5 separate regions of the Homo sapiens genome follow, and regions 1, 2, 4 and 5 are each linked to region 3. A link is a loop called in an ENCODE intact Hi-C map of the cell type or tissue named here. Cell type or tissue: dorsolateral prefrontal cortex. All regions are shown on one strand. Each heading gives the region's core, and the rest is flanking DNA. Links, peaks and the distances in the headings are about the cores only. Region 1 overlaps PREX1 (phosphatidylinositol-3,4,5-trisphosphate dependent Rac exchange factor 1). Region 2 overlaps PREX1 (phosphatidylinositol-3,4,5-trisphosphate dependent Rac exchange factor 1). Region 3 has its middle 17 kb from the start of ARFGEF2. Region 4 overlaps PREX1 (phosphatidylinositol-3,4,5-trisphosphate dependent Rac exchange factor 1). Region 5 overlaps PREX1 (phosphatidylinositol-3,4,5-trisphosphate dependent Rac exchange factor 1).

What was found. Peaks named below come from ENCODE experiments on the same cell type or tissue, not always from the same donor. Only the 100,000 strongest peaks of a DNase experiment are listed, where the experiment ranks them.
Region 1: a loop joins it to region 3, with 6 times the contacts of the local background. A loop is called at or near these places in 30 of 110 quality-filtered maps.
Region 2: it touches region 3 in a loop (2.8-fold over the local background); 14 of 110 quality-filtered maps call a loop at or near these places.
Region 4: it touches region 3 in a loop (9-fold over the local background); 109 of 110 quality-filtered maps call a loop at or near these places.
Region 5: a loop joins it to region 3, with 3 times the contacts of the local background. A loop is called at or near these places in 3 of 110 quality-filtered maps.

The regions. Positions count from the first base shown.
Region 1 is chr20:48,632,229-48,638,090 of GRCh38, reverse strand. It overlaps PREX1 (phosphatidylinositol-3,4,5-trisphosphate dependent Rac exchange factor 1), which reads left to right. Exons shown (of 40, transcript NM_020820.4): 31 at 339-380; 32 at 1,408-1,628; 33 at 3,316-3,415; 34 at 5,452-5,595; 35 at 5,700-5,814. Among named protein-coding and RNA genes, the nearest start is that of PREX1, 190 kb to the left of the region's middle. RefSeq lists an enhancer at 1,914-2,053. In dorsolateral prefrontal cortex, for the core only: CTCF peaks have their summits at 1,925 (motif pointing right) and 2,124 (motif pointing left); a DNase peak (open chromatin) is centred at 2,110; H3K27ac peaks cover 3,027 bases.
Region 2 is chr20:48,725,480-48,731,341 of GRCh38, reverse strand. PREX1 (phosphatidylinositol-3,4,5-trisphosphate dependent Rac exchange factor 1) reads left to right here. Exons shown (of 40, transcript NM_020820.4): 5 at 4,951-5,052. Among named protein-coding and RNA genes, the nearest start is that of PREX1, 100 kb to the left of the region's middle. In dorsolateral prefrontal cortex, for the core only: no CTCF peak of the experiment used is centred there; DNase peaks (open chromatin) are centred at 2,731 and 3,087; H3K27ac peaks cover 4,000 bases.
Region 3 is chr20:48,902,269-48,908,130 of GRCh38, reverse strand. No RefSeq gene overlaps it. Among named protein-coding and RNA genes, the nearest start is that of ARFGEF2, 17 kb to the left of the region's middle. In dorsolateral prefrontal cortex, for the core only: CTCF peaks have their summits at 2,708 and 2,909 (motif pointing right); DNase peaks (open chromatin) are centred at 2,910 and 3,347; H3K4me3 peaks cover 446 bases; H3K27ac peaks cover 466 bases.
Region 4 is chr20:48,654,721-48,660,582 of GRCh38, reverse strand. It overlaps PREX1 (phosphatidylinositol-3,4,5-trisphosphate dependent Rac exchange factor 1), which reads left to right. Exons shown (of 40, transcript NM_020820.4): 16 at 522-664; 17 at 2,355-2,447; 18 at 3,395-3,543; 19 at 5,208-5,293. Among named protein-coding and RNA genes, the nearest start is that of PREX1, 170 kb to the left of the region's middle. In dorsolateral prefrontal cortex, for the core only: CTCF peaks have their summits at 2,489, 2,690 (motif pointing left) and 3,526 (motif pointing left); DNase peaks (open chromatin) are centred at 2,662, 3,662 and 4,220; H3K4me3 peaks cover 1,680 bases; H3K27ac peaks cover 4,000 bases.
Region 5 is chr20:48,748,425-48,754,286 of GRCh38, reverse strand. All of the region lies in intron 1 of PREX1 (phosphatidylinositol-3,4,5-trisphosphate dependent Rac exchange factor 1), which reads left to right. Among named protein-coding and RNA genes, the nearest start is that of PREX1, 77 kb to the left of the region's middle. RefSeq lists enhancers at 2,534-2,663, 4,266-4,861. In dorsolateral prefrontal cortex, for the core only: no CTCF peak of the experiment used is centred there; a DNase peak (open chromatin) is centred at 2,846; H3K4me3 peaks cover 784 bases; H3K27ac peaks cover 4,000 bases.

The DNA of each region.
Region 1 (5,862 bases), core at 562-4,561, 270 kb after region 3:
GTGTATCTAGGTTGTACGTGTGTGTGACCATACTTATGTGAACAAGGTGTGGGGCAGGGGCTGTGGCCCAGGGATTAAAGGGGCTGGTTCCATCTGTGTCCCAGGCTTGCACGTACAGATGGGGCTCACAGTTGGGGTTCCACTGCCTGAGGTCAGGGGTTCCTGGAGTTTACCTGACAATCAATAAAACCTCCTTGAGCACAGCCTTGGGTGCCAGGGCTTTGCTGTGAAGGGTCAGAGCACCTTGGGAGGTGCCATGGGGAGGGGCCCGGTTCTGCCCTCACCTCTTGCTGCCCCCTCCCAGCCCGTCCCCCTTTCTGTCTCCCTTCTCCTTCCAGATGGGAAGAACCAGCTGCTCCTGGCCTTGCTGAAGTGCACAGGTGAGGCCTTTAAAGGTGTGTGGGGGGCACATACCCGGCCTCTTCCACCACCCAAGGCCGACCATCCATGCCCTCGGGGCCTGGACGGGGGGAGGCAACGCTTTGGCCTGGAGCCCCTCCAAGAGCTACTTGAAACTTGCTTCTTCCTCTTGTGTCCAAGGGACAAGTCTCAGGGCACTGGAGCCAGGAGCCCTGTCCTGTGCCACTGCCCAGGCCTGGGTGGATGTTGACGGGGCCCCGGGATAGAGGACGATGTTAGGGGGCCTTGTGCCGGTAGAGCCTTCAGCCCCAGCCTGGGGGCTTCCACCCAGCAGAGAGTGGGGAAGAGGAAGGGGGAGGAGGTAGCGGGAGAATCTTGGAGACCTTCTCTATCCCTGCCTTCTTTCTAGAAATTAGCCAAGGGGGTGCTACTGCAGGATCTGGGTCAAATTTGGTCACTAAAAAACTCACTGGCCAGAAGCCGGCCATTGGAAATAATTCCTTCCAGAAGATTGGGACCCTGAGAGACCAATTGCTTGAAACTGGCCAGTTCTTCAGACCATGCCAAGGTCAAGGACAGGGGCAAGGGCAGAGGTGGGGGAAGGAAGAAAGCATAGTTCTCCAAAATAGAGAAAATGCTAAACTGCATTTCTGAACATGTGCAGCTTGGCAGAAGAGCTTAGCACCATTGGCATTCTACTGGCCAAGGCCAAGGAATCCCATAATGAGAGGAGAAATGGCTGAGGGTGAGGGTCTTGGGAAACCCTTAGGAAAATCACAAGATGTTTGTTTGTTTGTTTGGTTTTCAAAGCAGGCAGATGAGTCACTGAGAGAACAGTTTTGGCAAATGGGCTTGCTTTTCGTAGAATTGATTTTTGTGGAATTGGCTTTTGGTGGCTGGGATGTCCACCAAAAAGTAATTTCTGGCCTGATGTTAGCCCTTTGCTGGGGGTTCCATGAGGGGTCCTGGACCCAGGGTTTTGGGGGGTGGGCCTCCTGGTGGCACGGGAGCGCCCCTCCAGCAAGGCCTCCTGCCCTCTGCCCCCAGACACGGAGCTGCAGCTGCGCAGAGACGCGATCTTCTGCCAGGCCCTGGTGGCCGCCGTGTGCACCTTCTCCAAGCAGCTGCTGGCGGCCCTGGGCTACCGCTACAACAACAATGGCGAGTACGAGGAGAGCAGCCGCGACGCCAGCCGCAAGTGGCTGGAGCAGGTGGCGGCCACGGGCGTCCTGCTGCACTGCCAGTCCCTGCTCTCGCCAGCCACAGTGGTGAGTGAGTGGGGCGGGAGGGCGGCCCCGCTGGCCCACCCACTGGTGCCCGCCCAGGCCGGGTCGAGGGAGCCCTTGCCCACTTACTCAGGCTCCCCCTGGCCTCGTCATTCCCGCAGCAGCTATTTGTTGAGCACCTGTGTGCTGTTTTATAGGCACTGAAGGTCCAGCAGTGAACAAAACAGAGTCCCTGTACCCAGGGATCTTCTGTCCCAGTGGGAGGGAGGGAGGCACACACACACAGATAACAGAATCCATGCTACAGACCAGCGGCTCTCAGCCCAGGGCAGTTTCCCCACTAGGGGACACTTGGTAATGTCTGGAGATGTTTTTGGTTGTGACAACTGAGGGCCTGAGGTGGGAGTGGGGTGGTGGAAGCCAGGGATGCTGCTGGACATCCGGCCAGGACCTGAGAGTCACCAGTGCCTCTGAGGTTGGCTCCTGGAGCCCCTGCTGCTGGCTGGTGGGGAGGCCTGGCCTTGGAGCGCCCTCTGCTGGCTGCTGCTGCACAAGACGCCTGCCTGGCACAGATTGGCCATCACTTGATTCTCAGAATGCACAACCTGGGGCCCAGGGAGGAAGCAGGGAACACTCAGCCCTCCCCTTCCTCTTCTCACATGGGGATGCTGGGCCAAGTTCCTTCATTCTCCAAACACCACGATGTGCCAGGCCCTGAGCTGGGAGCTGGGGGCCTGAAGCTGACTTCCTAGTTGGGGGAAGCAGCTTGAGAAGAAGAAAGGACAGAGGAGGGAAGGAAGGTGGGGAGAAGGCAATCTCTACAGGAAGCTTGGCGGGCACTGCAGCTTCTCTGTCAGAGACAGCCTGTGTGAGGTGGTGACGCTTGAGCTGAGACCTCAGCCAGCCAGGCAGACAGTGTGAGGAAGAGTGTGCGGGGTAGAGGGACCAGCATGTACAAAGGCCCCGAAGAGTGGCTGGTGTGACCAGAGGGGAGCGGCAGGGGCTAGGGAGATGTGGGGACCAGTTCTGTAGGGCCTGAGACTTTAATCTGGAAGCAGTGGAGGGTTCAGAGGCTTGGAGCTGGGTGAGTGATATAATTTGGGTTAAGTTTTCAAAACATGACTTGTAGGATGTATTGTTTGGGGGCAGAGAGTGGCAGAAGGGAAACCTGGTGTCATCTTGACAAGAGATGGTGGACCCTTGAACCTGGGTGGTGGCCAGGAAGCTGGAGGGAGATGGGTGGGTCTGGAGGATGTTTTAGTGTCACCCCATCAGACTTGGTGATGGACCAGGCCCAGGGTGAGCGGGAGAGAAACTGAGAAGTCAAAGGTTTGGATCTTGGATGACCGAATGAACGCTGGTGCTATTTGCTGACATGGGACCGACTGGGGGAGGTTGAGGAAGGAATTGGGGACTTTTATTTGAGTGTGTTAGGCTCAAAAAGGTTAAGTTAGAAGCCTGGTTGGTGATCCAGGCAAGAGAGGCAGTGACTTTACTAGGATCACTCAGTGAATTAAGGCAGAGATGGGTTCTATGACCCTTGAAAGTGCAGGACAAGCCACAGAGCACACCATGATTTCACATCCACTCTGGAGAGTCACGCTCAGGACCTGGCACCCAGGGGGCCCACAGTGTGGAGTGCCGACTAGAGTTGAATTCAGCATCTTGATAGGAAACCCTGGGGCAGGGTTGGCATCTGAGACTCCTCCGCGCTGTCTTCTTCCTGCAGAAGGAGGAACGGACCATGCTGGAGGACATCTGGGTGACGCTGTCAGAGCTGGACAATGTCACCTTCTCCTTTAAGCAGCTGGACGAGAACTATGTGGCCAGTGAGTGATTTCTCCCATCCCCCACTGTGAGAGGTGGGGTCCTGGGGTGGAAGGGACAGCTCTCTGGGGTCACCCTGTCCTTCCCCTGCCTCTGGGCCAGCTGCCCAAGGTGGGCTCAGTACTCAGTGCTGTCAAACCTCATGCCTCCAACATGAGTGTGAGAGCCGAACTTTGGGGCACACATGGAAAAAGAGGGGTTTCTTTTTGTATGAACCCGGCTATTTCCAACAGCTCTTAAAAGAGAATGACACTGGTACCCAATTCTTAATAAAATTATTCCCTAGAGATGTGAAAACTTAAGATTTTTAAAGGGCTTAAATAAGTACCATAATTAAGTTCCATCCTCCCTTCCTCCCTTGCTCGTGTCCTCACCTCTCCTTCCTCCACGCTTTCTCCCCTTTCTCCCTTTTTCTTTCTGTCTTTCTCTCTGTGTCTATTTTCCACCCATCCTTCCACCTGCCCACCCATTTATTTATCCATCCATCCATCCATCCATCCATGCATCCATCCATCCATCCATCCATCCATCCACCCACCCATGTGTCCATGCATCCATCCATCCAGGCATCCATGCATCCATCCATCCATCCGTCCATCCATCCATCCATCCCACTCATCCATCCATCCATGCATCCATTCATCCATCGATCCATCCAAACATCTGTCCATCCATCCATCCATCCATCCAACCATCATCCATCCGTCCATCCATCCATCTATTTACATGTCCATAATTTTGAGCACATAGTATATGTCAGGCTGCGTTTTGGGCCATGTAACATGGTCCTCATTCCTACCCTCCTGGAGCTCATAGTCTAGACCAGTGCGTCTCAGCCCTGCTTGCACTCTGGAATCATTGAGGGAACTTTGCAACGATCCCAGGGCCCTGGGCCCTAGCGATTCTGATCGGTTTGTGGGGTGGGGTCTGGGTGCTGGGTAGTCTGGATGTGCAGCCAGGGCTGGGAACTTCTGGGCTTGCTTCTGAAAGCAGGGGTTCTCAGAGCGTGGCCCCTGGACCAGCAGCACCTGGGGGCTTGATAGAAAGGCATATTCTCCGGCCCAGCCAGAACTACGGCCTCAGAAACTCTGGAGGTGGAGTCCAGAGGCCTGTATGCTGAAAGCCCTCCAGGGGCTTCTGAGGCATGTGGGTTTAATTAGGAACCAGGCACTGGATTAGTGTTTCTCAGTTTTTTCATTTCATTAGATTTTATTTAATTTCATAAAAAACCTTTTTAGTCAATTTTTCCTAATTGCTGCACCCCCATGAAATTATACTACTACGGGTATACCCTGTGTCTGTTTATCTGTGCATCTGTGCTTATTATACATTAAAAGAGGAAAGTGTTTTCATTCTCCTTCCCACGAGCCAGTTTTCACCTCCTTGGGGACAGTGTCTCTCCTGCTGAAAATGCATGGACTAGAGTCTAGATGAAGGGCAGGTTCTCTTTGAGTAGCAATTGGAATTGATAGGCAGCAGCAGCTGCCTGTCTCCAGGCTGAGATTGGCTCGGGCAGAGCTTTGATCGATGAGTGATGTCTGCCATGGGTGCAGGATGGGGTCTGGGTGCCATATTTTGCACCCCCTGCCCTAAGCGCTTCCTTCTGGCTATGAATCAGATGTATACCCTGTTTGAGGGCAGCTTTTCCCAGGCAGGGGCCATGGGCTACCGGGTGAGGGTACAAGGAGCGCTGGGGAAGCTCTGACCCCAAATGCTGTGGACCCCCTAAGTAGGCAGAGTCCGCATCAGGTTCAAGAATTAAGCAGCGGAACTAGGAGCTGATGAAGCAGGCGAAAGGGAGGTGTCAGCTGCAGTTCTTCGGAGAGTGAGAGGGAAGGGCTGCTGGAGGCTGTCCCTAGAGGGCAGGAGGGCAGGGAGGTCTGAGGCTACCCCTGTAGAGTCGGGAGAACAGGGAGGTCCCAGGGTGCCCCCCTGGACCTGGGGGCAGGGAGGTGCCAGCTGTTCTGGAGAGGTGTGCCAGGGCTTCCCCTGGCCTTGGCCTCGGTGGTGAGTCATCCTGCCCCATATCCTTCCGCAGACACCAACGTCTTCTACCACATTGAGGGCAGCCGGCAGGCGCTGAAGGTCATCTTCTACCTCGACAGCTACCACTTCTCCAAGCTGCCCTCCCGCCTGGAGGGTGGGGCCAGCCTGAGGCTGCACACAGCGCTGTTCACGAAAGGTGAGCTTCAGGCCTGGGGCAGGGAGGACCACGGGGGCCGGGCCAAGGCCACCAAGCACACCGGCTCCCAACCGCCTGCCCGCCCCCGACATCTCCCCTCCCAGTGCTGGAGAACGTGGAGGGGCTGCCTTCTCCAGGCAGCCAGGCCGCGGAGGATTTGCAGCAGGACATCAACGCGCAGTCCCTGGAGAAAGTTCAGCAGTATTACCGCAAACTCAGGTATCCGCCTGGGGTCCCCGTTGGGGGCAGGAGTCAGGAAACCTCCAC
Region 2 (5,862 bases), core at 503-4,502, 180 kb after region 3:
GATGTTTTGAGGAAGTTAGGATGGTGGATGCTGTTTTAGATTGGTCTTTGGGAAAACTGCATCTTGGGTGACATGTAACCAGGGATGTGGAGGAAGTGAAGGAGAGAGAGAGAGGCAGGGGCTATGTAGCATTTCAGAGAGATAGATGACCTGCGTGTGCAAAGGCCCTGAGGTAGGAGTGTGTTTGAGGAATTGCAAGAAAGCCAAGGGTGACTAGAGTGAAGGCCATAAGAGGAAAAGCAGGAGGAGATGAGGTCAGAGAGATTGAAAGAAACCAGGTAATGAAGGAGCATTTAGTCAATGGAAAGAGTCTGAAATTTTTTGTTTTGTTTTGTTTTTGCTTTTTGAGATAGGGTCTCGCTGCGTCACCCAGGCTGGAATGTAATGGCTTGATCATGGCCCACTGCAGCCTCGACATCCTAGACTCAAGCCATCCTCCCATTTAGTCTTCTGAGAAGCTGGGACTATAGTGTGCACCACCATGCCCAGCTAATTTTTAATTTTTTTTTTGTGGAGATGGGGTCTTGCTATGTTACCCAGGCTGGTGTTGAACTCCTGGGCTAAAGCAATCCTCCCTCTTTGGCCTCCCAAAGTGCTGGGAGTACAGGTGTGAGTCACTCTGCCCAGTCCAAGTATGAGATTTTAAAAAAGCTTTTTAATTAAAGTGTAGCATCCATGCAGTAAGTCCACCCCCAGGATGACAAATGCTTACATATGTCTATAGCATGGAACCACCAAGATCGAAGAACATTCCCATCACTCCAGAAGGTTCCCTCTTGCCCATTCCCAGTCATGGCCCCCAGACCTCCAGAATCCCTCTGCTGACTTCTCTTACCAAAGCTTAGTTTTTCCTATTCTAGCATCGTCTATGAACGGCATCATTCAGGATGTGCGTGTGTGTGTGTGTGTGTGTGTGTGTGTGTGTGTGGTGGCTTTTGCGCAGCATGATGTCTGTAGGATCGCTCTGTGGGATCCCTTCACGTTGGAGCTCGTGGCTTTGCCTTAGAGAATGTTCCGTTTTATTCTGAGTGGGATGGGAAGCCGTGGGAGGGTTTTGAGCAGAGGCATGAATGAAGCTAATTTGCATGGTGAAAGGCCCCCCTTTAGTATCTGGGTAGAAGTGCAGGTCCAGGGAGGGTCTTGTTTGCATTTCCTAGGGGACCGGGACAATTGCCACAGATGGGGTTGCTTAAAACAACAAAATTGATTCTCTTTCAGTTGTGGAGGCCAGAAGTCTGAAATCAGGGTGTCGGTGGGTGCTCCCTCCTGGGGCTCCAGGGAAGGATCCTGTCTTTCCTCTTTAATCTTCCAGCGGCCGTCGGTGCTCCCTGGCTTGTGGCAGCATTGCTCCAATCTCTGCCTCTGTCTTCACATGGCCTTCTTTGGTGTCTTCTCCCCTCATAAGGACATGAGTCATTGGATTTAGGGTCCCCCCTCTAATCCAGCATCACCTTATTTTAACTAATTACCATACATCTGTAAAGATCCAATTTCCAAATAAGGTTGCATTTTGAGGTTTTGTGGGGGCCTGGCATTTTGGGGAACACCATTCAACCGACTGCAGGGCTACTGCAATGTCCGGGCAGGAAGCGATGGTGTCTGCGAACAGCGTGGTTGTGGTGGGAGAGGTGGTTGGATTCACATAGAGCATGAGGGCCTGAGCTGACACAATTTGCCTGATCATTGACTTTGGATATAAATGAACGAGAGGAGTCAAATATGACTTTAGGGTTTTGGGCCCAAGCAACTGGAAGAATGGAGTTGCATTTTCCCAAGAGGGTGCAGGCTAGGGTAGGAGAGGGAAATAAACATTCCCTTTTGGATGTGTGAGGCTTAAGATACCTGCAGTACATCCAGGTGGGGCATTGGGGGGGCAGCAGAGACTCTAGTCGGGAGTTTAGGGGCTAGAGAGATAAACCTGAGTGTTTTCAATATAAAGAAAGATGGTGTTTAAAGCCAAGTCAGGGCCAGGCACGGTGGCTCACACCTGTAATCCTAGCACTTTAGGAGGCCGAGGCAGGCAGATCACCTGAGGTCAGGAGTTCAAGACCAGCCTAGATGACATGGCAAAACCCTGTCTCTACTAAAAATACAAAAATTAGCTGGGCATGGTGGTGTGCACCTGTAATCCCAGCTACTCAGGAGACTGAGGCAGGAGAATCACTTGAACCTAGGAGGCAGAGGTTGCAGTGAGCCGAGATTGCACACTGCACTCCAGCCTGGGCGACAGAATGAGATTCTGTCCAGGAAAAAAAAGAAAAAAAAGCCGAGTCAGGGTGGGATCAGCCAGGGGGGCAGCATGGGCAGAAAGGGAGGACTCAGGATAGTCCAGGAACGTGCTGCCATTAGGAGGTTGGGAAGACCATGAGGTTGACGCCTCATCTAACTCACTTCTGTGAATTTTGAGCATTTAAGGACTTCTCAGAAGTTCTTCCCATAGTGCCTGAAATGTAGTGAGAATAGTGAATGCTAGCTCTGTGTGTGTTTGCCTGTTTTTTTTGTTTTTGTTTTTTTTTAAAAGAAAATAAAGTGAAACCACAATCTAGAGTGTTTGTGGGGAAGTGTCCTTGGTGGCTGTGAAAATCTTGTGAAAACTCCTTGATCCTGGACAAAGATGGGCCCTTCTCACGCCAAGCCCTGGGGGCTTCTAGAAAGCACTTCCCCACCCCCAGGCGCCCTGCACTCTGCCCAGAGCTGACATCACCAGGGCAGCCTGTGGCAAGTGCTGGCTCCTAGGACAAAGGCCTGAGTGTGAGCAGCGTGGGGCCCGGCATCTCCCAGCTGCCGCAGCCTCAATCCCCCATCTGTGCCAGGGGTAAACACTGGTGGGGGCCATTCAGCTCAGCTAGAGCTGGGACCTGGGGTCCCCAGAATTCTGCTTTTCCAGGCAGAGCTTATTGTGATCCCTAAGAGGCAGTGGAAGTAGCTCTGAGACTTGGGCCAGCTCTTCGTGCCACGATTTCCCCATGTGTGGTAGGGGACAGTGGTCCATGCTTATTTCCTTAGGCTTTCGGCATGAACTTTCTGTGTATGTGAAGCACAAGGCACAGCGTGTGGCATATGGTGGGCACATGGTATGTGTTCTTATGGTCTTATTTTCACTTGAATATAAGCAGGGAATTTGTTTTGTTGGGCAGCCCCCCAGTGCTTGGAACTGTGCACAGCACACAGCACACAGCACACAATGTGTATTTGTTGAATGAATGAATAAATGATAGGATGGGAATCCCTTTTCCCAAGAGTCTGGATTCATTTCCAGTTTGCCAGGGTGGTGTTGAGGAGGAATGGCTGGATGTGCTGGTGGGTGGTTCCTTCATTAGTTAGTTGGTTAGTTCATTCACTTACACATAATGGGCACATAGTGAGCCTGAGGGACCCAGGACTGTGAAGGGCATGGCAGGGAAACACAGCAGAACTCATGGTTCCTGCCAAACAAAAATGGATTCTTAAGTTGGAGCCTCTCTGAAGGAGAGGGTAGTGCCTGTAATGTGATTGAGAGCCACGTGGAACAAATGGCCACCTATGAAGGCTCTAGGAGGAAGAAGTCCTGGGAATTGAGAGCAGGTTGGGTGGCAGGGATGGCCTTGGTGCATGGGTGGGCTTGGGGTAAGGGCACATGGGCATCATGGTTTCAATCCCAGACTCGGTGTCAACCCGCCTGGCTCTAGGTCCCAGCTCTGTGACTCACTTTTCTGGGATGGTCTTGGAGTAAAAGACTAAACCTCTCACACCCCAGGGATCTAAGCTGTGAGATGAGAATAATCATAGTTTTCAGTTGATAGGGTGGTTGGTGGTTGGGAGCCCTAGAGGCCTGCTGGACACATGATTAGCTCTTGGTCAGTGTTTACGATGGATGATAGCAGTATTATTATTATTATTATTTTTATTGGGGAAGAGAATACATTCCAGAGAAGAGGCATGGAATGAGCCGAGAGAGGCAAGGGGGCTGCAGGGCGGAAGTATTGACATGGAGAACACTGGGTTGATTCATGTGGACAGGAGCTTAGGGCTGAGCGTGGGAGTTAGGGTAACGGTATTCCATTCCTAAGAGAGCTGTACTTTTTAACTCTGCAAGCCAAAATAGAGGTATGCATATGACAGAATCACGTACACTCCTCCCAGCTAAAGAACTAGGACATTTTCAGTAACAGTTGAAGGTTCTTGGTTCACTTTCCAACCCAAAACTCTCCCTCCACAGAGGGAACCCCCACTGGAATTGGGTGCATTCCTTTAACACGCATGTCTTTATATTTGACCTCATACATGCTCTCCATAAACAGCGCATAGTTTTATGTGCCATGTCTTTAAAAGATCTCTGTAAGTGGCTTCATACTGTACATATCCTTCTTTCTTTTGCACAAGAGTACATTTTTGGGGTTCGCCCGTGTTGCTACGTGTGGCCCTGGTTATCTCATTTTAACTGCTGCATAGCTAGCTACCATTGTATAAATCTGCTGCAAACAGACTGAAACAAAAATACAGATGTTTCCATTCTCAGGTGATGGATATTTAGGTCGCGTCCCATTTTTTACTGTTGTAAGCAAGGCATTTTTGAGTCTCCTGGTGTGTATATGTGAAAGCTTCTCTAGACCAGGAATGGGTGAATTTTTCTGTAAAAGGCCAGATAGTCAATATTTTAAGTTTTGCCACTATATGGCCTTTTTTTCCCCAACAACTCAGCTCTGCCGTTGTAGCTTGTAGGGGGCCACAGCCAATGTGATGGATGTGGCTGTGTTTCTAATAAAACTTACCAAAATGGGGAGTAGGCAAGATTTGGCCCAGTAGGGTTTGTGTTGGTTGTAGATGATGCACGTTTTCACTTCTACGGGTCGCTAAATCGCTTGCCAAGTGATTGTAGCTGTGCTCTGAGAGCGTTTCTCATGGTTGAGGGTGGCTATGTCCCTGTGCTATCCTTGGTGGGTTTCATGAAGGTCTCCTGTCCCTTTGCAGAGCTGCATGCTTCTGGGAGGCCGGAAGACCACGGACATCCCTTTGGAAGGCTACCTGTTGTCTCCGATCCAGAGGATCTGCAAGTACCCGCTCCTCCTTAAGGTGAGACTTTCCCGTATTTGAAGTGACAGAAAACTCTTTGGCTTCAGCATAACATAAAATTTGTTAGTTCAAGTATCTGAGAAGTCTAGCAGCAGTGTCAGCTTTGGGCCGGGCTGGATTTAAACCAGGACCCTGCCTCTTTCTCTCTCGTTCACCCTGCTTTCCACCATTCAGGCTTATTTTCAGTGTGGCAGCAGGTGGCTGTGGTTCTCCTGGCCTCACATCCTCTCAAGTTTAAGGTCAGTGGGAAAGAGTGAACCTCTCTACTAAGAGCTGAGGAAAGTCCTGAGATTCATTCTGTCTTTGGCTATCTGCAGCCAGGGGAAGGTCATATGCCAAATGGTTTGGGCCTGAGTCATGCGCTTTGACCTGGACAAATTACATGAAGCCTTTGCATGTACCATTTATCATCCTCCAGTCAGCTTAGACCCGTGCTTTACCCCTGAACCAATCACTATTGCTGTGCTCTGATTAGCTGAGACATGGTCTCACTCCACTCTGATCCAATGACAGTGAGCAGGGCAGTGTTGTGTTCTGATTGGCTGAGACCTGGGTCAGGTGCTGCACTCCTGAACCAATCATTTTGAGCAAGGGAATTCTAATTGGCTCAGACTTGGGTCATGTGCTCCAACCTTGAACCAATCACTAGGTCCCACAGGCCATGAGTGAGGACAGATGAACCCCACGTGACCAAAGTCTGAGCTGTTTGTGGAAGGCAGGGTGAGGGCAGGCATAGGTGTTGGCTGGGCAAATGCAGCCTTCCATACACCTGCTGTTTCCTTCCCTGCCGCCAGCCCTGGCTTTGTCTTG
Region 3 (5,862 bases), core at 570-4,569:
CAGTGCCTGTGTCATGGATTTCTGTGTAAGGATCATATGAGTTAATGTATATGCAGCACCTGGAATATTACCCGATGCATTGTAGATGCTCTGTGCTTGTTCTCAGTCAAAGGGCCAGTGTATTACTTGATCAGCAGATGCCCATTAGGTGAATCACTCACTGAAGTCCAGGAAGGGACACAAAAGAGAGGACAGAGTGTCCAGGGTCTTATGGTTTATTATTATTGGGAGGCAGAAAACAAGACAAAGATGAAAGGATGCAAGAAACAAAATACCATGGATATAGGCAAATCCACAGACACTGAGAGTAGATTCGTGGTTGTCAGGCATTAGGAGGAGGGGGAAATGAGGAGTAAATGCTCATGGGTACTGGCTTTCATTTTCAGGATGATGAAAATGTTCCCAAATTAGATGGTGGTGATGGTTGCACGACTCTGAATATACTGAAGGCCACTGAATTGTACACTTTAAATGGGTGAATTCTATGGTATGTGAAGTGTATCTTGATAAAGCGGTTTAGGAAAAGAAAATACAGCCAGGCATGGTGGCTCATGCCTGCAGTCCAGCTACTTGGTCGGGGGGCTTAGGTGGGAGAATCACTTGAGCACAGAAGTTCAAGACCATCCTGGGTAACACACCAAAGCTCCATCTCAAAAAAGAAAGAGGCTGAGCATGGTGGCTCACGTCTGTAATCCCAGCACTTTGGGATGCCAAGGCGGGCAGATCACTTGAGGTCAGGAGTTGGAGACCAGCCTGGCCAACATAGCAAAACCCCGTCTCTACTAAAAATACAAAAATTAGATGGGTGTGGTGGCACATGCCTGTAATCCCAGCTACTCAGGAGGCTGAGGCAGGAGAATCGCTTGAACCCGTGAGGCGGAGGTTGCAGTGAGCCAAGATCACACCACTGCACTCCAGCCTGGGTGACAGAGTGAGACTCTGACTCAAAAAAAAAAAAAGAAAGAGAAAGAGAGAGGGAGAGAGAGAGAGAAGAAGAGAAAAGGAGAAAGAAAGAAAGAAAGGAAAGGAAGGAAGAAAGAGAGAGAGAGAGAGAAAGGAAGGAAGGAAAGAAGGAGAGAAAGAAAGGAAGTAAGGAAGGAGAGAGAAAGAAGGAAGAAGGAAAGAAAAAGAAAGAAAGAGGAAGGAAGGAGAGAAAGAAGGAAGAAGGAAAGAAAGAGAAAGAAAAAGAAAGAAAAGAAAGAAAGAAAGAAAGAAAGAAGGAAAGAAAGAAAAAATTGATGGATAAAGAACCCTACAATGCAGAGATACAAGAGGCAATAGTGGCTAACACTACTTCTCTGGTGCTTCCTATAGGCCAGGGACTGTTCTGAGTGCTTTACTTAAATTGGCTCATTGAATCCTTACAAAATCCCCAATATTTCCCCCATTTAACAGAAGAGAAAACTGAGGTTTCTTGTCCAAGGTTACATGGCTGGTTCACATGAGAGCTGGGATTTGGGTCCAGGGTGTCAGGCTCCAGCAGCTGAACTGGTAATACTGGATGCTGTAATTTAAGACGTGACAACTTAGTATAGCACAAAGTGACCCTCAGGTGAATAGGCAAAGAAAAACTGGAGTTTAGAAGACCACGGAGAAGAGCTGTGAGCTGGATGTTGAAGGATGCTTTGGCCTAAAATAGACAGGAGGAGGGGAGACGGTGATATTTCCTCTGATCTAATCACCGTGTAATTCTTCAGCCCTGTCCTTGGCCTCAGGGACACTGCAGTGGGCAAAATGCCCAAGTCTTTACCCTCATCAAGCTTAATTTGTAGCGTGGGAAACAGATCATAAACACATAAACAAACGTGGGGGTGGTTAAAGCCTTATTATGTCATATTTTCAGTTTTTATCAGGAATTAGTTGTTGTGGCTGTTTTGAAATAAAGTCCACAAATTCGTTGACACTCTTCTCATTGAAAGGTGAGGTCTACATCCCCTCCCCTTGAAACTGGTTGGGCTTTGGAGAGTGTTGCTAACAGAATATGACAGAAGCGATGCTAGGTAGGCAGGGCCCAGTGACTCGCACCTGTAATCCCAGTGACTCGCACCTGTAATCCCAGTGGCTCGCACCTGTAATCCCAGTGACTCGCACCTGTAATCCCAGTGGTTTGCACCTGTAATCCCAGTGGTTTTGGAGACGGAGGTGGGACTGTTGCTTGAGCCCAGGAATTTGAGGTCTCAGAGAGCTCTGTCACCCACTGCACTCCAGCTTGGGTGACAGAGCAGACCCAAACTTTAAAAAAAAAAAAAGAAAAGAAAAGAAAAAAGAAATAAAGAAAAAAGGCCAGGCATGGTGGCTCACGCTTATAATCCCAGCACTTTGGGAGGCTGAGGTGGGCAGATCGCCTGAGGCCAGGAGTTGGAGACCAGCCTGGCCAACATGGTGAAACTCTGTCTCTACTAAAAATACAAAAATTAGCTGGGCGTGGTGGCATATGCCTGTAATCCCAGCTACTCCAGAGGCTGAGGCAGGAGAATCGCTTGACCCGGGAGGTGGAGGTTGCAGTGAGCCGAGATCACACCATTGTACTCCAACCCAGGTGACAGAATGAGATTCCGTCTCAGGAAAAAAAAAAAAAAAAGAAGAAGAAAAAGGCAAATTTAGACAGTTAAGGGCACAAGCCTCAGGGACTGCCTGAGTGTGAAGATGAGGGAGAGTAGGTGTCTAGTGTGACCCCCACGTTTCTTACTTGGGGAACAATGGGTGGTCAGGCCATTTACCAAGACAGAGAACGAGGAAAAGCTGGTTTCAGAAGAAGCATGTTAAAGATTCTAACTCCAAGATTACACCTTCCAATAAACATCCCTCTTAAGCAATGCTAGCTTCTGCAACACCTCTTAGATTATCTGACTTTTTTCATAAAAAGGAAAACTTTTGCACCGCTGCCAATGCAATTTCTATATTGGCCACCAGAGAGCACCAATGCTCGAGCAGTTCAACTAGACTCACCACCTGGTCCTGTTTTACACTTTAGAAAAAAAAAAAAAAAAAAAAAAAGCCGGGGGAAAGATTTTGGCTTCATCATCTTGTCTCAGAATCATTCTCGTGAGCTTCCCTGGCACCGGGATAAAATCTGATAGCTATGTCATGTGTGAAAAAGGTTTGGCTTATTGGATCCCTCAGTGCTAATTAGGAAAAAATCTCCTCCCTCACCACAATTTTCCATGTGTGCCTGAGCCCACCTCACGAAGTCCAGGGGACTTTCCTGATTTGTTTTGCATTGCTAGCCTTAGGCAAAACCCAGCACATTTTGCTTCTGATACATTTCCACTGCTGCCTCGTTTTCCCCACTGTCACCCGTGACCTCTGTGCTTCCCTCTCATTGCTGTGCTTCCAGCCCCGGGAACTTGCTCCTTCAGTTGCCTGATGGGAAAGCACAGAGGGTAGTTCCTTCCTAGAAGTGATTTCAGCCCCATTGCCTCCCATCCCCTCGCCTCTCATTCTCCAAGGACATTCAGCAGCTTGTGGGGGGCGGGGTATCAGAGCCTCACAGACCAAAGCCTGGTGTCTGCTGCCCTAGGTCTTTCTCTCTCTCTTTCTTTCTTTCTTTTCTTTCTTTCTCTTCTTTCTTTCTCTCTCTCTCTCTCTCTCTTTCTTTCTTGCTCTGTCGCCCAGGCTGGAGTGCAGTGGCAGTGGCGCCTTCTCGGCTCACTGCAACCTCCGCCTCCCGGGTTCAGGTGATTCTCCTGCCTCAGCCTCCCGAATAGCTGGGACTAAAGGAACGTGCCACCACACCCAGCTAATTTTTTGTATTTTTAGTGGAGATGAGGTTTCACCGTGTTAGCCAGGATGGTCTTGAGCTCCTGACCTCGTGATCCTCCCACTTTGGCCTCCCCATGTGCTGGGATTACAGGCATGAACCACTGTGCCTGGCCCTTTTTTTTTTTTTTTTTGAGATAGATTCTTGCTCTGTCGCCCAGGCTGGAGTGCAGAGGCACGATCATGACTCACTGCAGCCTCCACCTCTCGGGTTCAAGCAATTCTCCTGCCTTAGCCTCCCCAGTAGCTGGGATTACAGGCGCCCACCACCATGCCCAACTAATTTTTTTTGGTATTTTTAGTAGAGACGGGGTTTCGCCATGTCGGCCAGGCTGGTGTCAAACACCTGACCTCAGCTGGTCTGCCCACCTTGGCCTCCCAAAGTGCTAGCATTACCGGCGTGAGCCACCGCGCCTGACCTGCCCTAGGTATTTCTTTCTGTTGTTCTTCTAGATGACTCTAGGACCCCTGACCTCCTGGGGGGCCACTGCTTCCCCTCTAAACCCGCTCCCATGGCAGGCGATTTAGGGCCAACTCCCAAGCCAGATCCCACCAAGGGTGATGGTTCCCAGAGTCCCCTGGGCCCAGCGGCAGAGGGGACCAAAACTACCCACTGTTGTCATTAATGCACCACCTGGAAGTCATTATTTGGCAATAGAATCTCTCTATTCCTGAAGGTACCAAGGCCGTAGGAATTACAGATTCTCTCTGGTCTGGTAAACATTATCTCCCAGACTTGTGGCTGCATAGAATTCATCTCAGCCTGCTGAGATCATTGCTACTCACCTGGTTTTCCCATGATCAGAACTAATTTCTTTCTTCTTTTTTTTTGAGACTGAGTCTCACTCTGTCGCCCAGGCTGGAGTGCAGTGGCGTGATCTCGGCTCACTGCAACCTCTGCCTCCCAGGTTCAAGCAAGTCTCCTGCCTCAGCCTCCTGAGTAGCTGGGACTACAGGTGTGCTCCACCACGCCTGGCTGATTTTTGTATTTTTAGTAGACATGGGGTCTCGTTATGTTGGCCAGGCTGGTCTTGAACTCCTGACCTCATGTGATCCGCCCGCCTCGGCTTCCCAACGTGCTGGGATTATAGGTGTGAGCCACCGTTCCCAGCCAATCAGAACTAATTTCTGTCTTGGGGTTCTCTTGTTGCTTGTGCCTCCATTAAAGCAGTTATCCTGGGATTTTATTCTTTTCAGAGCCTGAAAACCTCCTTTGGGCAAAACAATCCCTTTTACACATCTCAGAATTCCTTAGAGTTGGGATATCTGACATCCGACATCCTCTGACCACACACACACACACACACACACACACACACACACACTCTCTCTCTCTCTCTCTCTCTCTCTCTCTTTCTCTCTCCGCCCCCCCCCCCACCATCACCTGGCTAGACTGTAGATGGTGAGGAGGTCGTTTGCTTCTTTGTTTATCAGTTCCTGGTACTATGGGGGAACACACAGGCATGTAGTGAAATTTTCATGAAAGTAAACTTAAACAACTACCATTTATGTTAATATATTAATCTCCTTTCCTTTTTGGGGGTAGTGATGTTGGTGGTTAAAATGTTCTTTTACTGTGAAGTAATGGAAAAAATATTTCTTTAATTTTATTTTATCCTGTAGTCTTTACTTGGCAATATAAAAAGTAGACCATCTTATTTCGGTTGCCCAATCATTCATTTTATTTTTAAGAATTTTTACTGCCTTTGAGAAGTCCAAGAGGCTGGAAACTGTTGTCCCACCATTTTCAGCACAGTCCTCAAAGCAGAGCCATCCTCAGGAAACACCAAATTGCCATAAGACACAGCAGTTCCACTCCCAGATATACACCCAAGAAAATGGTACAAGGTACACACACACAATCTCGTAAAAAATGGATGTTTATAGCAGCGTTATTCACAATAGCCAAACAGTGGAAACAGCCCAAATGTCCATGGATGGATGGAAGGATAAATGAAGTGTGGTCTATCCATACAATGGGATATTATCCAGCCACAAAAAGGCGTGAAGCCTTGATACATGCTGCAATATGGACAGATCTTGAAACCGTGATGCTAAATGAAAGAAGCCAGACCCAAAAGGCCACATATTACATGAAATGCC
Region 4 (5,862 bases), core at 803-4,802, 250 kb after region 3:
TAGTTTTGTTAGCTTTGGTTTTACTGTTCATACGTAGGTCTTTAATCCATTAGCTTATTGTTGCATATGGTGTGAGGTAGGGATTCAATTTTTTTCCCCCCTGGGCAAGTCAGTTTTCCATGCACCATCTGCAGAATACTCTATGATCATAAATCATCATCATAGACTAAGTTCCTGCAAACACTTAGTCCTCTTATGTGACTTCTATTCCCTTCTGCTGGTTATTGATCTGTTTCTACTGCATTTCCACACTGTGTGTTACTATGGCTTTGTAAAATATTAATGTCTTTTTATAGCAGGTGAGGCAAGTTCAGACTTTTCAAGAGAAGTCAGAAAGCCAGATCGCTTTGTGAAATATCCTAATATGTTAGTGTTGGCATATGATTCCATTTTAATAGAATAGTGTTTGCCAAACCAAACGTGTCCATGGCCTAGTTCCAGCCTGTGCCTGCCAGTTGGCAAACATGGCTGAAACTTTCCCTGTGAATCTGACCACTGAGTGCACATCTGTGGATCTGCAGTGCTGGAGAAGAGCGAGTTCAGGGATGAGTCCCAGTACTTCCGCTTTCATGCTGACGAGGAGATGGAGGGGACCAGCAGCAAGAACAAACAGCTTCGCAACGACTTCAAGCTGGTGGAGAACATTCTGGCCAAGCGCCTGCTGGTAGGAGCACAGCTGAGCAGCTGTCCCTTCCTTGCCAGAGCCCCCTGCAGGCATGGGAGCTGGGCGACCTTCTGGTTATGCACAGGGAAGGGGGCTCAGCTTGGAGTACCAGAATAGGTGGATTCTAGGTGGTAGGGGGCAACTCTGCCAAGAAGCCAGGCTGCATCACTGGCTGAGACTACCCTCCTAACAAAAGAGATTGGGCTTGCAGGTCTCCCTTTCTGTTCCCTTGCCTCTCCTGTCCCCTCCCCGTACACTGTATAGAGAGGTTGGCCTCCTGAAGCAACTCATCCTGCATACCCCACAGCAGCCCCCATCTTAACGCGTGGCCTGCAGCAGGCAGTCAAGACAGAGGCTCAGAGGTTAGGTTTCTGGTCACTGCCAGGGTTGGAGCTGAAGCCTGACTCATATGAAGACGGCTCCATTAACTTCTCTCCCATAGTACTGCAGGGACTGCTGTTCCCTCTGATTTCATGCCCCTCACTGTAAAGTCCCCCAATGCTTCCCGTCACACTTAGGATAAAATTAAACCTCTCACTCCCCTCCCCTCCCCTTCTCTCTTTCCTCTTTCCCTCCCTTCCTCCTTCCTTCCTCTCTCTTCTTTCTTTTCTCTTTTCTTGTTTTCTTTTCTTCTTTCTCTCTCTCTCTCGTGCCCGTCCTTCCTTCCTTCCTTCCTTCCTTCCTTTTCTTTCTCTCCTCCCCTTTCTTTCTTCCCTCCCCTCCCCTCCATTCCCCTCTCTCCCCTCCCTTCCCCTTTCTCCCCTCCCCTCTCTCCTCTCTCCTCTCCTCTGCCTCCCCAGTGGCTAGGACAACAGACCTGCGCCACCACACCCAGCTAATTTTTGTATTTTTTATAAAGACAGGGTTTTGCTATGTTGCCCAGGCTGGTCTTGAACTCCTGGGATCAAGCGATCAACCCGTCTCGGCCTCCCAAAGTGCTGGGATTACAAGCGTGAGCCATTGCGCCTGACCTCCTGATCTCTTTTCTTATCCTCCAGTGCCTTGGGGCCTCCCTCAGGACCTTTGTACGTGCTGTGTCTGCTGCCTGGAGCATGTTCCTCCACTCTTTATGAAGTTTTGTTTTTCATTTCGTTCAGGCCTCAGCTCCGATAGCACCTTCTCTGCCCCCTTGCCGTGCCCTATCCCATTAAGTGCTTTAATTCCAACTACGTACACTCCCTGCATCACATCCTGTATTTCTTTTGTTTATTTGTTTATAGTTGGCCTCCCGCACTAAGCAGGGCTGGGCTTGTTTGTCTTGTTCTAGATGGTGTCTCCAGCACCCATGAGAACTGCCTGGCCCGTGTGATGGGCAGCATCTCAATCAATGTCTGTTGACTGAATGAGTGCCTTTCCCTGTATCCCCCGCACTGGGGAACCCCCAGACCTGTTTCTAGCATGCCTGCCATCCTGCCCTGGGGTGGGACCGCTCCTCCCTAAACTCCCTGACTCCACATTCTTGGTGGCTGGACACCTTTGGATCCGTGTGATTCGTTAAGCCAGTGGCAGGCACAGAGTGAGCACTGGCTCTGCCAGGTGCTGTTTGCGTTTTGCTCTGTCTCGCCCACCTGGATCTGGCCACTTCCCTACTAGACCTGGGACGAGGTCATGGTCCTGTGGGGGCCACGGTGGGGCTGGCCGTAGGCCCACCTCGCTCCCTGACCGGGTTCCTTCTGCCCTGGGCCCCCAGATCCTGCCCCAGGAGGAGGACTATGGCTTTGACATCGAGGAGAAGAACAAGGCTGTGGTGGTGAAGTCCGTCCAGAGGGGCTCGCTGGCTGAGGTGAGGCCCTCGGGGGAGCTGGCAGGGACCGTGTGCAGGTGGCAGAGCGGGGTGTCTCTCTTCACCCTCCTTGAGGCAGCCCAGCCCAGGAGATTCTGGAATGATCGCTGACTCCTCTTCTCTCATTGCTCACGTGGAGAAACTGAGTCCAGGACCCACTGTCTGCAGTGGCTACAGTAGCTGGGAGTGAGTGCAGAGTCCCGGGGCTGTGCTCCTGGTGTGTTCCACCACTGCCCTCTGCTGGACATTGTGGGGAGGTACAGGAAAAAAGCAGGTGTCTCAGTTTTCTGCAACCAGTCACAGTGGCTTGAATAAGATAAGCTCATTGCTGTCTGATGCAAAGCCTACAGGAGGATAGGTTAGGAGAGTGAGGGTGTGGCTGGCCGAGGATTCAGCCCTGGGGCCTTCCGGCTTTGCCTGGGGCGTGTGCAGGTGGGTGGGGGAGATGCACCTGCCGTGCTGGCTGGAGCCCAGCTTGCCCCTGTGGCAATTAGGAATGCTTTGGGCTGCAAGGAGCGACATACCCATGGCCGGAGCGGCTAGGTTGACCTTGCCAGTGATGTGAGCGGTTGGAAGGAGGCAGTTGTGAATCTTGGTTCGGGTCAGCAGGTCTTCATCTTTCTTCGCCAGGCCCTAACAGACATAAGATGGCCACCCCGGTGTGACCCTCGTGTCCCCACACAACAGGGTCAGGCCCCAGCAGAGTTTCCCCTCAGGAGGAATACCTTTCCCAGCTGCCCTCCCATGAGCTTCCCTTTGTGGCTCATGAGGCAGAACCAGGTCCCTTGTGCCCCTCAACTGCTTACCACAGACAGCACGCAGTCACCCAGTCCTGCTGGATCCCTTGGGCCAGCACCCTTCTGCTGAACACATTTGAGCTTCCTTGGTGAGGAGGGAAGGAGCTTAGTAACTGGTGTGCACGTCTGTCCTCTGCCGTCCCTACCCAGGTGGCTGGCCTGCAGGTGGGGAGGAAGATCTACTCCATCAATGAGGACCTGGTGTTCCTGCGGCCGTTTTCAGAGGTGGAGTCCATCCTCAACCAGTCCTTCTGCTCCCGCCGCCCTCTGCGCCTCCTGGTGGCCACGAAGGCCAAAGAGTGAGTGTCCCAGGGCGGGGTGTCCGGCAGCCCTCCCTCTCAGGCTGAGTGGTGGCTGAGGGCTGGGGTGGCATGAACTGTCCTGGTCCCCCGTGGCTGGGACCCATTGTTGGAGTCACACAACACAAGCTGGACCTTCATTAATTCGGCAGATGTTTACAGAGTGCCACTCTGTGCTTGGTGGCAGTTTGGGCCCTGGGAATCCAGCCACGTGGGGATGCATGCGGTTCCTGCCATTCATAGATCTCAGATCTAGTTGGGGGAGGAGGCAGGAGACAGACAATGTGCAGATACAGAAGTAAGACACTGAGCCTGTGCTGGTGAGCGTGGCACAGATAAGTTTCTATAAACCCGGGAAAGGGGCCAGAGTGTGCAGAGGGATGGCTGTCAGGGAGACGTCACTGCGAGTCGGGGTGAAGACCCGAAGCAGATGAGGGGGGAGTCAAGGGGATTTCTGGAGGAAGAGGGCTCCAGGCAGGGGAAGCAGCTAGGGCAGAGGCCCTGAAGTGGGACCGTGTCTGGCGCATTGGAAGAGCAGAAGGAAGCTGATGGGGCTGGAGCAGTGAGTGAGAGGGAGGGCTGGGTAGTGAGGTCTGTAGGGTAACGGGGTCCAGCCCTGGAGGCCCCTGGCAAGGACCCATGGGGAGCCACTGGAAGCTTCTGATCGAAGTCCTGTGGCTGCAAGTGGAGCTCAGATTGTCAGGGGCAAAGGTGGCTCTCGGGGGAGCTGAGGAGGTGGTGGCTCAGCAGAGTGCGAGAGCAGGGGTGGGAGGAGCAGACCCGTGCTAGGGGTAGGTACCGGGGAGCAAAGCATTTTGTCTTTGAAAAATTATGCATCTGGTTTTTCACTTTTCCCTTTTATTTAACACAGATCTTCTCTTGACAGGAGGGGTGGAAAGTTTTAAATATGATTATTTCAGTAAAAAGGCGAGCTGACTTAGGGAAAATGTGGTTGATCGATGGGTTGGTATGTGGAAGTGGCAGAAAGCACCAAGGTGGAATGTGTCTGCTGAAAGCTGTGGAAACACCTGGTTTGAGAGCAGGCTCCCAGCTCGGCTTTATCTGCAGGGGGGAATGGGAGGGACAATTGTGCAGCATAGGGTTGGAGACCTGCCTTAGACGGGGATGTGGGCAGGGTACTGATGCTCCAGGAGCAGTGACACCCATTGCCCTCCCTGGCAGGTGCTGCCTCTCTGCTTTGGGGATCGACCCACAGAATGGCCCAGACCTGCCTTCCTAGGGGACTTGTGTGGGTGTTTTTCTAGGGTCAGCACCGAGATGTACCAGCAGATCACTTCTCACCCTCCCACCTGCGATTGTTAAACTATTGACTGGTTGGAGTGCTGGTCTCACCTCCAAGGGTCTTAGGACAGGAGAATGATGGAGGTGTGGGAGGATGGTCTGGAATTTCTGTTCGAGGACAGAAGCTCCAAGGGCAGGCCAGTGGGTTGTGCTTAATCAAAGATCCTGGTGGCATGGGCTCTGCCTGATTGACATTTCTCTCTGTATTTGGGAGCTGGAAAGCCTGGTGGTGCTACTACTATTTTGGGCTGAATTTTCCCAGTGTTTCCAAGGCAGAAAGTCTCTGGGTTGGCACCGGGGTTATTGAGAGTGATGCTGGTTTTCCTCATGGCCTTTTTCCCTGCCTCTTCTACCTGGTGCAGGATCATCAAAATCCCCGACCAGCCGGACACACTGTGCTTCCAGATTCGTGGAGCTGCCCCACCGTACGTCTATGCTGTGGGGAGAGGTGAGTGGGAGCCTTGGGAGAGAGGGGAAAGGTGCAGAAGATGGTGGATCTGTCTGTGTGGCAGGAGTTCAGAGCCTTCTGAACTCTAGGCTTCTGCCAGACAATGTACCATCAGCACTTATTTTCTTTGCCTGATGCCAAGACTTGCAAACACAAATGCCTGTTGGGGTCAGGCAGGCTACAAGTGGGTAGCCATCCCAGTGGAAGACAGTGGGTAGTGGTGAGGACTATGGCAAGGTGAAAAAATACATGTTCACTCTGGAAGGAGCAGTGGCTCCTCAGCTGGAGCTCCTTATTGCCAGACAGGAATGTGGGTCCACTCTCACCAGACTTGATTTTCTAAGAGAAGCCACCAATGCAAATTTGGGGGCTCTGCCGCAATACTTCTATGGCCGGATCCAGCCGAAAGGCCACCAGTTCAAGACCTCTGCTTTCTGCATTGCCTATTCCTTGTGTGCTATTAAAGGCGTCACTATGTCTTGGAGATGGAACCAAGTAGGTCTATGATACTGGGCCCCCAAACTTTTTTTGCATCTAAGTGCCCCTCCCTTTAAAGTTTAAACATAAAT
Region 5 (5,862 bases), core at 531-4,530, 150 kb after region 3:
TTAGGCTCTTCTGTAGAATGGACATAGTAATAACAATGCCTGCCTCCTCGAGTTTGAGGATTAAAACACCTAGAGCAGCACCTGCACATAATGAGGCCTAAAGGTGTAGTTAGTGAGTTAAAAAGGTGTTCTTATTCTAGTTGCCTCTCCCAGCTCGATATCAGCTTACTTTCTGGAGCCTGTTCTCAGTTTCTCCCTGTCTCTCCCATCCTTTCTCCACATACCAGTCTCTCTTGAGCACCTGCTGTGTGCCAGCCTCTGTCCCAGGCGCTGCGTAGACGGCCAAGGAAATTGACTTCTGCCCTGAGGGAGCTGATACTTTAGTGAGGGAGATGATACTGAATGATCAAACCTATCCATACTTAATTGATAAGAGCACAGCCAATAGCGGAGACGTCTGTGAAGGGTAACAGGGTTCAGGTGGCTATGTAGTGGGTGAGATCCTCTCTTATATGGGTCCAGGGGTGGCCTGTGAGAGGAGGGACCTCTCCTGCCAATTGAATGTCTTGGGAAAAGCTCTGTAGGCAAAGAACAGCACGTGCGAAGGCCTGGATGCTGGGGGCCTGGTGTGTTCAAGAAACAAAAAGGAGACCAGTGTACCTGCAGCTGAGCCAGTGGGGTGAGAAGAGCCCGCATTAGACAGTATTTGGGCGGTGGAAGAGGTTGGATTTTTTTCTAGGTTTTAATTAGAGCCTTTTCTGAGGCAAGGATTTCTTGACCTTGTCACTGTTGTTTGCGGTCAGCTGTGTCTTTGTGGGGTTGTCCTGTGCACTGTAGGGTGTTTCGCAGCATCCCTGGCCTCTACACACTAGATGCCAGGAGCACCCCTGTCCTCAGTTGTGACAACCCAAAATGTCTCTAGACATTGGCACATGTCTTCTAGGGGGTAAAATCACCCCCAAGTTGAGAACCACTGGGCTCAGGTTAGGGCGACAGGTGAGACCTGGCCTGGCATCGGGAGACCTGGTTCTAATCTGTGTTTTGTCACCAGTTTGCTGTTTGACCTCAGACCAGTGTCTCATACTCTTGGTATCTCCATTAAGTGGGAGCTTGTTGGAGATGGCAAACTCATCATCCTTCTAACCCTCTCCCTGCCACATCCATGGCAGACATCACTAATCAATTATGATGTGGCTTCCTGCTCAGTCTAGAGCTCTGGGGACCCTGGAAACACTCAGGCTGGGAGCTGAGTAAACAGTCTCTCTGGTCCTTCTCTTATGCCCCAGAAGACCTGGATATACATTTAGAGGAACTTGAACGCCTGGGCTCGAGGAAACATGTGCATCACCTAGAGGAACTTGTATACCCATACCCCAGTCGACGAGAGTATACAGCTGAAAGAACTTACACCTGAGTGCCATTGTTTACAGTAAGGATGTTTGAAACAAGTGTCTGCAGCATGGCAGTGGTTACTTCATGCTGTGATTTTGACTAGTAAGCAATGAAATGAACAACTTGAGGTCTGTCTTATTGTGGATTCCCCAAAGAACATGACCCGAGACTGATTCAAGGGCAAGTAGCATACTTGGGAGGTCACCCCAGGAAGCATCAATAGGAGAGTGGGGGAGTGAGGCAGGGAGGAGAAGGCAGCCAAGAAAGGTGTGTCATCAAGCGGGTTACCATGGGGGCCACCGGAGCTGAATCCATCAAGGCACTCGGGGAGATAGTGTCCATCGAGTGCCTCAGTTTCCTCATCTGTCTTTTCATGCCAGGTCCTGCTGGCCATCACTGAGGGCTGCTCCCAGGCAGTCTTACTTCTTCCGCACCTCTGGCCTGCCCTGCACATGAGAGCGGGGTCTTCAGGCCAAGAGATGCAGGTGCTGGCAGCTCGATGTGGTGTGGGGTAAGGGTGGGGTCTGGATAGCAGATGTTGCCCAGTGTACATATCAACATGGGTAAATGTGGAAGACATGATGTTGAGTGAGAAAATCAAGTTGCTGAAAGCATGCTACTTATAAAAATGTTGTGAACATGCAAAACAATATTCTCTCTTGCTTATAGATGCACACAGCTTGGTAAGTGGGCAGAGGCATGCGTGGGAATGAGGAGCACCAGCTCCAAGTACCTTGCAGGGAGAGAAGGTGCCCAGTGGCTCACCTCTCTCTGTAATGATTCCTTTCTGCCTTTTCTACTTAATACATGGAGGTTTGATATTTGCATGGTACTGTGGGTAAACTGAACTAATCTCGAGTGCATACTGCTGGGGCTTTGCATATGCAGTGACCTGTGTCTCCACTGCTCAGATCAAGATATAGAACATTTCCAGCACCCCCAAGAGCCTCCTCATCCCGTTTCCAGTCTGTGCCTCCCCTAGACTTGTTGAATTTCTTTTTGCAAATGGTTTCAAGCAAATTCGGTGTAGTATTAAGATTTGCCAAAGCTGGGTAGTGATGAGTTTGTGGGTGTTTGTTGTTTCTCTCTATTCTTTTCTGTATCCCTGACGTATTTCATCATCACATTCATAAAATGAAGAGGAGGACTTGGGCAGATGTGAGGACAAGTGGTCCAGGCATGGGCAAAGCTTCCGAGGCTGGAGGAGTTTCTCAGGCAGCCCTGGAAATCCTGAGAACAGTATTGTGTCTAAGGGAGGCTTCGGAGATGAGAGCTGCTTTTGACCTGAGTGTTTCAAAGCTGTCAAGCCTTGGACAAAGGAAGAGTCGCCCTGGAGGGTCCCTTTCACCATCCTGCCAGTGCAGGGGACGCCGTGCTGCCTGGAAAAGCCAGTCGTGCCTTGGGCAGCAGGAGGGCTGGTCCCAGAGCCTCTGCTGCCCATTCTTTCCGGGTCACGAGCTGCCCATTGTGGCCTTCACACCGGCTTGTTTGCAGTTCCTCAGTGGGTGGCCCGAGCCTCCCATTGTTGCAGCACAATAGCGGTGGCAGAGCTCGTGTGAAGAAACCAGGACAGGAAGCCCCAATCTAGGCCAGCGGAGTGCGGCACTCCCAGCTTCCTGCCCTCCCTGGCTGTGCTGGGTGAGGCTGCCTTTGTCTCCCTCTAGTCTGGGGAGGCTGGAGCTTGACTTCCTGTCAGTATCCCAGGCCCTGTTAAAACATCCTCTAGGAACCCCAGTCCCTGTCCCCTCCGCTCATTGTCGTTTCAAAAACAGGATCCACAGACTTCCAAGGAGCCTGAGTCGAGGTCTCCGGCATGGGTCAGGCACTGTGCCAGGCGCATTCCAAACCTTCCTTTGATTTTCAAGCACCTGCTATTTGCTGAGCACTACATTTGGCCCTGAAGACGTAGCTGTGAACAAGACAGGCAGGGTCCCTGCCTTCAGGGAGCTTCCATTCACTTTATCCCATGACATTCTAAAAGGTGCTGTATTCCTATGATTCCACTGGGAAGAGTAAATGAAGACTTAGAGAGGCTAGTGCACTTTCCTGAGGTCACACAGCAGGAAGGACCCATGGTTGAAACTCAGACTCACCAGTTTCCAAACCTGGCCTCTGATGTTGGATTGGGGGTTATGGTTTCATCCCAGCCATGATCCCTGCTTATCCTGGCCTTTCCCTTAGGAGCTTGTATAGATTGCTTAACCTCAGTTTCCTCATCTGTCAAATGAGCTCCTAACGCAAGATGGGAAGATAGGAGTTTGCATTAAGAAGAGGAGGGCCTCTTGGCGGAGGTGACATTTGAACTAAGGCCGGATGGATGAGGAGGCTGCTCAGGGCAGAATGGGGGAGAACATCTTGCAAGCAGGAACAGCATATGCAAAGGTCCTGAGGCAGGAGTGTATTTGGCAGGTGGATAGAATCTAGAATGAGAGTGTGGCTGAAGATTATTTATATTGAGGTGTGTGGGAGGATGAAGTACTGGAAGATGAGATCAGAGAGATTAACAAGGACAAGATCATGGGGACCATGGAAAGATTTGGATTTTAAGTGCAGTGGGAAGCCATGGAGATTTTAAAGGCATGGATTGACTGATCTCCTGTACATATTTAAAGGGATCTCCCTGGCTGTGTGTGTAGAGAACAGACTTTTGGGAGGGTGAAGGGGACCAGGAGGGAAATGGCTGTGTTAGTCCAGGCAGGAGATGATGATGGCTTGGACTGGGGGGGTGGTGGCTGTGGAGATGGGGACCAGTGGTTGTAGTATTCAGGTAAAGCTGGTAACATTTGCTGATGTATTGGAAATGGAGTGTCAGAGGAGAGGGGCTGAGGACGGCTAGTGGGTTTTGGCTAGAGCCCTTGAAAGACAGAGGTGCCATTAAGTGGGGAAGAGTTCGGTGTGAGTTTGGGAAAGGTCATTAATTAAGTGTTGGACAGGCTGAGTTTGGACATCCAGGTGGAGACACTGAATCTGCAGCTGGAGATAAGAGTCTGGGGGTTTCAGGGGAGAAGTCCAGGCTGGGGATATAAACATGGGGGTCATAAAAAAAGGGGATTTAACCCATTTATGCTGGAGGTTGCAATTTTTTTTTTTAATAAAAAATCAGACCTTGGCAATGACCTTGAAGAGTAGGATATAAGTAACTCCCACAAGCTTAGCATTCCAGTAATGGAACACTAGGCATAAATGGGTTAAAGCCCCAAGACTGGCTGAGATGGCTCTGCACTCTGTGTGGACAGAGACGAAGCTGCTTCCTGTGTCTTGCCTTCCTCTGTGACTCGCCATGTGGACTGTCATTGCGCCCCCTCCCAAGAGGCTTGAGTCTGGGCAGGTGGCCGGGCTCCCGGGGGCAGGCATGGACGTGTCGTGTCTCTGGGTGATGGAAAGGATCTGACAGCCTTGTGCAGAGGGCTAGCCTCCTCTCTGCTTACCTGCTCCGCTTCCCCTGACCCCAGCACTATCTTGGGCTGTCCCCGCCATCTCTCCTGCACTCAGAGATCTCCCTAGACAAGCGTGGTGGGATGAGACAGGCCCCTGCAGCCCATGTCTTAATCAGCCTGCACCTGGGCTCTGTGACAGGGAGACCATGTGCTCACCTGGAGCAGCCCCCGTGTGGACCCCCAATCTGTCATCCATCTTGGCAGGGCAGGTGACTGATAGGCCCCACAGCTCCCCGTGGCCCTGTGGCTATGACAGCACCATGAATTCCTTTTCCCAGGGGTCTCCATGTGGCTGCTTCCAGGTTAGCCTACAGCCAGATCCCACATCCTGGAGTTCCGGCAAACCAGGCGGAGGTGGCTGTGGGTGCTGGGCCTCGGTCTCCCTTAGGTGCTGACTCTGCTGTCTCTCCTTTCCCCAACATTTATCCCTGTGACTCTCTCAGCCCATACGTGTGACCCCTCGGCAGCTCTTCTTTCTGCCACTTTTCTACCCACACCACCTGGTGCCAGGCCACCGTCATCTCTTGTTGGCACCATTGCACCCTACTGCCCTGGTCCCCCCACTTTTACTCACAACCCCTAAAATCCAGTTCCTTGCAATAACAGAGGGCTTTTTCACCAACACTTCAAAACTGGGAGACTTTTCTTTTGAAAAAAAATTCTAATTTCTGGCTTCATTAAAAACCACAACAACACCCAAATCCGAACCTCTGGTGGTCCTGGGCCTGCGGCCTCCCCACGTGACCCCACATGAATGGTGCACCCTCGGCTCCCGCAGCCCCTGTCACTCCTGCCCTGGTGTCGTCACACTCATCTACTGCGTCTCACAGAGGAGAGACGTGATTTGTCTGTTCCAAGCCCCTGAAAGGGTGGTAGAAGGACCATGGTCCATTCAAACAGTACATTCCTGGCATCTGCAAGGAAGCTTCTTGTGAGATGATCTGGAAGGATCTCTGAGCTATATTAAGTAGAAAATCCAGGTGCGGGTCATCCAGTATACGTTGCTATTTTTTGGTGTGTAAAGAGGTTAAAAAAAAAAAGGAATAGATGTGTATGTGTGTGTGTTTGTTTTTGCATAGATTTTTTGGAAGAA